2 separate regions of the Homo sapiens genome follow, and region 1 is linked to region 2. Evidence: chromatin contacts called from ENCODE POLR2A ChIA-PET data. All regions are on one chromosome and are shown on one strand. The core of a region is the stretch at or near the end of the contact, and the rest is flanking DNA. Distances in the headings are between cores, read along the strand shown.

The links. ChIA-PET counts read pairs that join two places held with the same protein, here RNA polymerase II (POLR2A).
Region 1: POLR2A ChIA-PET joins it to region 2 with 11 read pairs in H1. The contact joins two enhancer-like sites. POLR2A ChIA-PET finds 5 or more read pairs at or near these places in 4 of 52 experiments (H1, HepG2, WTC11 and 1 more).

Annotation. Positions count from the first base shown.
Region 1 is chr20:49,582,943-49,586,474 of GRCh38, forward strand. No RefSeq gene overlaps it. Among named protein-coding and RNA genes, the nearest start is that of PTGIS, 17 kb to the left of the region's middle. Within about 2 kb of position 1,974, at least 20 of the 41 ENCODE cell types and tissues checked have a DNase peak (open chromatin) inside an H3K27ac peak, as active enhancers do.
Region 2 is chr20:49,504,189-49,507,341 of GRCh38, forward strand. PTGIS (prostaglandin I2 synthase) reads right to left here. Exons shown (of 10, transcript NM_000961.4): 10 at 1-3,153. Among named protein-coding and RNA genes, the nearest start is that of KCNB1, 23 kb to the left of the region's middle. RefSeq lists an enhancer at 994-1,495. Within about 2 kb of position 1,488, at least 2 of the 41 ENCODE cell types and tissues checked have a DNase peak (open chromatin) inside an H3K27ac peak, as active enhancers do.

The DNA of each region.
Region 1 (3,532 bases), core at 724-3,223, 79 kb after region 2:
CAACCTCACTGTGCCTCAGTTTCCTTATCTGTAAAATGACAGCAGCCACCTCACTGGGTAATTATGAAGATTTAATAAGTACTTAGAATGGTGACCAGCACATGATAAAAGCTTTGTAAATGTTAACCTTCAATAATATCAAGGGTCGGTCGGGCGCGGTGGCTCACACCTGTAATTCTAGCACTTTGGGAGGCAGAGGCGGGAAGATCGCTTGAGCCCAGGAATTTGAGACCAGCCTGGGCAACATGACAAAACCCAGTCTCTACAAAAACAAAAACAAAAACAAAAAACCTAGCCAGGCGTGGTGGCATGTGCCTGTAGTCCCAGCTACTTGAGGGGGCTGAGGCACAAGAATCTCTTGAACCCTGGAGGTTGAGGCTGCAGTGAGCTGAGTTTGCACCACTGCATTCCAGCCTGGGGGGCAGAGAGAGACTCTGTCTCTAAAAAAATAATAATAATAAGATTTGACTGTGACTGAAATTCGCACAAGAACAAATCCCTTCTCTGTCCTGTTTGCTCGCGCCTGTCTTCATAGCACCCACCATGGAGACTTGCACATAGTAGGTGCTCAGTAAATATTAAATGCACACATGCCACTATGTAGCTGTGTGGCTTCAAGCAAGTTGTTTCTCCTCTCTGGTCCTCAGTTTCCTTCTCCCTTCACGAAGAGCTTCTTGTAGGGAAAGTCCATTCCTCTTTCTGGGAGGGTGTGTCCCCATCAGGGGTAGAGGGTTCAGGGGTCAGGAGCCGGCCACAGCTGCTATCTCCCTGAGTCACCAAATTTCTCAACTTGAGGCCAAGTGTCTAAATATTGTGACTGAGCCAGTTAGAGATAAGATGTGGAAACATTGATTTGGCCCAAGCAACTGCAGTCACGGTGCTGGAGCCAGACCTCCCTGGATCTTCTCAGCAGCATGAGTGAGTGTTTAGCACCTGCCAGGAACACAGGCTGCTGACCTGCAAACAGATGGGGAGGCCCAGATGCCTGGCTTGGCAGCAAGAGCCTGCCTTTGCCGTCTCTGTTTACACAGCCAGCATCCAGTCAAATCTCTGTGGCTCCAGTGGAGAAACTAAGGCCCAAAGGGAGTGAAGGATGTGTCGTCCAGGGTTACGCTGGGAGACTGCTATCCCATGAAGCTAAAACCCGCAAGTCCTAACTCCCAGCCCAGCACCTGTGGGAACCCACCAGGCCCAGGGAGAAGGAAGGCTGGCAGCGTGTCACAGGCAGGGAGCGTGCCTGAGCAAATGCTCAGGGGTGAAAGACCAGATGCAAGCTCAAACACTAGAGTGAATGGGAGAAAAGGCCACGTGTCCAGGACTTTGGACTCAATTCAGAGAATAAAAGGGAACCATCGATGGTTTTAGGAAGAAGAGCAGCAGGATCTGAGAGGCTTTTTCCAAGTGCTTATAGACCACCAGCATCAGAATCGCCTACGACAGGAGCTGGGGGAGGTTGTCAAAATGTGGGTTCCTGGGGTCCACCCTAGATGTGGCTCCCCATTGTAGCAGGCCCCCTCTGAGGGGATTCTGAAGCACACCCACTGTTTTAGTGAGTAGGAGATGCAGCTAACATCCCACTTATAAGGTCTAATCTCAGACAAACCTGGTTTCAAATCCCAGCTCTGCCACTTACTTGCTCTGTGATTTTAGGTCACTTACGACACCTCTCTGAGCCTGTTTTCTCTCCTCCGTAATGAAACAATCTTAGCATTTGCCTCAAAGGTTTGTTCTAAGGATTCAATAAGATAATGTAGGTAAAGTGCTCTACATAGATCCAGAGCCCTCCTAGTGCTCAAAAACACTGGTTTTTAGAGATTCCCTTGGGCAGCAGTGGGGAGAAAGCAATGGAGGAGGGCAGGCAAGGAGGCAGGGAAGCCAGTGAGGAGGCAGCAGTGGGACTCCGGGGAGAGGTCTGTGGCTAGGGTGTGGACATGGTGACGGGTGGGGTGGCTCCTTTGCACCGTGCCAGGTGGTGCCGATCTTGTATGCTCGATTGCGAAAGAAGCTCTCTGGAGTTGGTCTAGGGCAGGAGAGAAGAGGATGAGCAAAAAAACCAAAAGAGGTTGATCATAAAACCCATATTCGCAGTCACGGACTGGGTGCTTAGCGTGGGCCAGGCCCCGTGTTAGCTGCTTCCTGATCTTCATCCTCACAACCACCTGACAGTGTGGGTAGCACTTCATCAGGGGTTGTTAACCCCGACACTAGTGACACTTGTACTGGATAATTCCTTAATTAAGGGGCTGTGCTGTGCACTGTCAAATATTTAACAACACCCCTGGACTCTACCCACTAGATGCCATTAACACTCCCACCTTCCAGTTATGACAACCAAAACTGTCTCCAGACATTACCAGAGGTTTCCCGGGAGGCAAAATCACCCCTAGTTAAGAACCAGTGCTTTATTCTCCTTTTACAAGGAGGGAATTGAAGGCTCAGAGAGCCAAAGCCCTTTGCCCACAGTCTCCCAGCTAAGAAGTGGCCGGATTTGAACTCAGGTCTGACTCGGAGCCCCGGATGTTAACCTTTGCCGTGAAGGAGGCCACATCTATGCAGTGGCAGGCCCAGATGGTCTATATGGGGGTCTTGGGGACAGTGGTCTTTTCCGAAGGGGCAGCTGGAAACACCTGCTAAGCAGATGGGCTGCGTGAGCGTTTGTTGGGGGTGGTTGTAGAAGCGATGATGGGGATTATGAGAGAGCCAAATCCCCCTCCAGAGGCTACCACCATTTGCCCTGGACAGAGGGACTGAGGGAGATGGGACGTGGAGGGCAGGCAAGAAGGACCAAGGTGGCACTGTTAGGAGAAGCTGGGTGAGGTCATCTATGCCTGGAGCCCCACTGCCGGGAGCCTCCCAAAAACACTCTCCAAGACCTTTGGGCTAAATATTTATCCTGTGAATGCTCTTTTCCTTCCTGCATGGGGAGTGGGGCTTTGGAGGTGGGTCCAAGAAATTTGGGGAGACAGAATCCAGAGAAAGAGGAAGGGGACAGGCCAGAGGTCAGAGGTCAGGAGAAAGTAGTCAGAGGCCAGGAATAAACATTCATCCTGGCATCTAAAGCCTTCCAGAGTGAGCTCCACTGCCACCACAGCCATCTCACTCAGGGAGGCGTAGAATTCAAAATATGTTTTTGTTTTCTTAAGAGACATGGGGAATAAAATTACAATTTTTTTTTTGGTCCAGTCTTTTTTTTTTTTTCTTTTTTGAGACAGAGTCTCACTCTGTTGCCTAAGATGGAGTGCAGTGGCGCGATCTCAGCTCACTGCAACCTCCGCCTCCTGGGTTCAAGCAATTCTTGTGCCTCGGTCTCCTCAGTAGCTGGGATTACAGCCACCCACCACCATGCCTGGCTAATTTTTGTATTTTTAGTAGAGACAAGATTTCATCATGTTGGCCAGGCTGGTCTTTAACTCCTGACCTCGAATGATCTGCCCACCTCGGTCTCCCAAAGTGCTGGGATTACAGGCATGAACCACCATGCCCGGCTCAGTCTTGATATTTTTAAGCAAGGGAGTTGGAGGTGAAGGGAAAA
Region 2 (3,153 bases), core at 238-2,737:
TCAGGGAGATGCCAGTGTGGCCTTAAGGCAATTCTAACACTTGCTTATCTCGTTTTGTAACAGAGAAGAGAGAGCTCTCAGCCTTGGCCACACCAGCATGGAGCCCCCTTCCCCAGCGAATTTATTTTTCATGGTCACTTTCTATTTTTGGCAGTGAGTGATACATGTTATCCACTATTGGCAGCAATTGGGGGGAAAAAAAGTTCATTTTAAAAACAAAGTTTAGGCCGGGCATGGTGGCTCATGCCTGTAATCCTAGCACTTTGGGAGGCCCAGGCAGGCAAATCACGAGGTCAGGAGTTCGAGACCAGCCTGACCAACATGGGGAAACCCCGTCTCTACTAAAAATACAAAAATCAGTTGGGCGTGGTGGTGTGCGCCTGTAATCTCAGCTACTTGGGAAGCTGAGGCAGAAGCATTGCTTAAACCCAGGAGGTGGAGGTTGTGGTGAGCTGAGATCGTGCCATTGCACTCCAGCCTGGGCAATAAGCGTGAAACTCCGTCTCAAAAAAAAAAAAAAAAGTTTAAAAAGCGAGTCTGTTTAAAGGAGAATATTTGGTAAACAACAATATTAAAATATAGCAAATAATAGTAACAATAATCACAATGGTAAGGAAACACTTCATTAGATCAACTTAAGAGTATTTTATTCTTGGCTGGGCGCGGTGGCTCACACCTGTAATCCCAGCACTTTGGGAGGCCGAGGCGGGCAGATCACGAGCTCAGGAGATCAAGACCATCCTGGCTAATACGGTGAAATCCCATCTCTACTAAAAATCCAAAAATTAGCCGGGTGTGGTGGCGGGTGCCTGTAGTCCCAGCTACTCAGGAGGCTGAGGCAGGAGAATGGTGTGAACACGGGAGGCAGAGCTTGCAGTGAGCCGAGATCACGCCACTGCACTCTAGCCTGGGCAGCAGAGCGAGACTCCATCTCAAAAAAAAAAAAAAAAAAAGAGTATTTCATTCTTGCCACTGAGCTTAAAAAGAAAGAAAGAAAGAAAGAGTATTCCTAACATATGTCCAGTAATTTTGATTCTTAAGCAAGGGATGAAGAAATACAATGGCATCCAGGTAACTTCCTAACTAGCGCATAGCAGGTAGCTAACCCACTCATCTCTCCCTCTTTTCTTTATAGCTTCTATTTTTTTTAAAGAGAAAAATAACGATTAAAACAAGGGCAGGTTTAAATAATCGTCTCCTGAGCTGCACTTCAGTATCTCAGGTAACAGCTGGAGCTGCCTGGTGGGAGCACATCTTTTCCTTGAGTGTAATTCACTAATGACTGTGGTTCCAAGGAGGTGCGACCTTTAAAGGGAATTGGCCCTTCTTTGAAGGCAGGTGAGAATCTAGTCTCAGTGACAACCCAGCCTGATTTGGAAGGGGGGAGTCATAAGGGTTTTCGCCCAGCACACCAGGGTTGCAGCCTGCGCAAGACCTTCCATAGCTATTTCTGCCGGCTTGCTTCCTTCCCTTCCCAGCCACGATGAGGCAGCTGAGGGTTGCCACGGAAACCGGCTCTGTCCTCCCACTGGAGGCTGCCAGCTCTGATTTCCTGCAGAGTTAAGAAGGAGGCGGCAGTGGGGGTCACCCAGGCGTGAAGATGGGTTTCCCTGGGGATATCCTGCCTCCTGCCAATCACAGCGTCTCTCTGGGAATCCTGGGGGTGCCTGGAGGCTGAGGCCCAGGGAAGCCCCCAAACCCCAGTGCTGCTCTGAGAAGAGACTAGCCTCTGGGACATTCAGAGGTCTGGGGTTCTTTTATCTCCCTCCAGCTAAAGCTAGAGGGACCTCATTATGTGTCTTACAAGATGTACCCAAGTTTAGGTGCCTCTGGCTCTGTCAGCTCCTGAAGTCGAGAAGAATTGTCCCATCACCAGTCCCCTTGAGCCCAAAGAACAGGAGTTGCTCATCCAGCATTTGCTCCTGGGACAGTAAATCTGCCTGCAGAGTTCTACAGCTTATGAGCTATGTGGCCCCAGGCAAGTCACCTCACCTCTCAGTTTTCTCATCTATGAAGTGGGCACAACCCTCCTTCTCTTCATAGAGATGCTGTGAGGAGTAGACATACTGTCTGTAGGGTCTCTCGCAGGCATTTAAAGGGTCTCAATAAACAGGACTTTATATTAATAAAAATAGCATCATAAAAAAGGTTTGCAGGCCATTTTTCTCTTTAAGCTGTTTTTTATTTTAATTAATTATTTATTTATTGAGACAGAGTCTTGCTCTGTCGCCCAGGCTGGAGTGCCGTGGCGCAGTCTCAGTTCACTGCAACCTCCACCTCCTGGGTTCAAGCAATTCTGGTGCCTCAGCCTCCTGAATAGCTGGGATTACAGGCACGCACCGCCACACCTGACTAATTTTTTTATGTTTAGTAGAGACGGGGTTTCGCCATGTTGGCCAGGCTGGTCTTGAACTCCCGACCTCAAGTGATCCGCCCACCTCGGCCTCCCAAAGTGCTGGGATTACAGGCAAGCCGGGGCAAAGGCAAATTTTCATCACTGATACATTTGTTCAAAGGGTGGTGCACTCAGGCTGGGTTGGACCAATTAGCTGGTCCCCACCACCTCTTACAATGTCACTTCTAAGAGTTAGAACAGGGTCTCACACTCAGATGCCTTCAGGTCCAGGAGGCGCTGTGAATGCAGAAGCAGACCCGGTCAGAACCCTGGTGAAGCCGAGAGCACATGTCCTGCATAAGGGAGGCGGCTGCCACTCAGCTCTGGCCAAGAGTTACCCTTGGGAATGTGAGCCCAGTGTGGCCAGATATACCAAGTTTTCAAGAGAAGCTGGACATTTTGAATGAACTCTCCCAAAGATGATAACAACTAAGGCATTTTTTTAAGTGAAGTCCAAACAAAACACGTCTGCAGACTGGATCGTGATCACAGTTGGGGCTTCTGCACTAGAATGCATGAAATCGGCACCTTCTTTTTTGGCTTGATCAGTCTAAGGAGTCCTGGCTGGCTCCTTCCAGCCATCTTGTCTGGGCTGTGTCTTCCTTAGCTCCCTACCTGAGTGCTGACACTGAGAAAGCCCATCCCATCTGGTGCCTGTCACTCTAGAACAGAGAACTCCACTCCTCAGAGCCCAGTGTTTGGAGGGTGCCCCTGTTCTGCACCGGGAATGCATCAGCCTTGGGGGAAGCTCTCCTGCA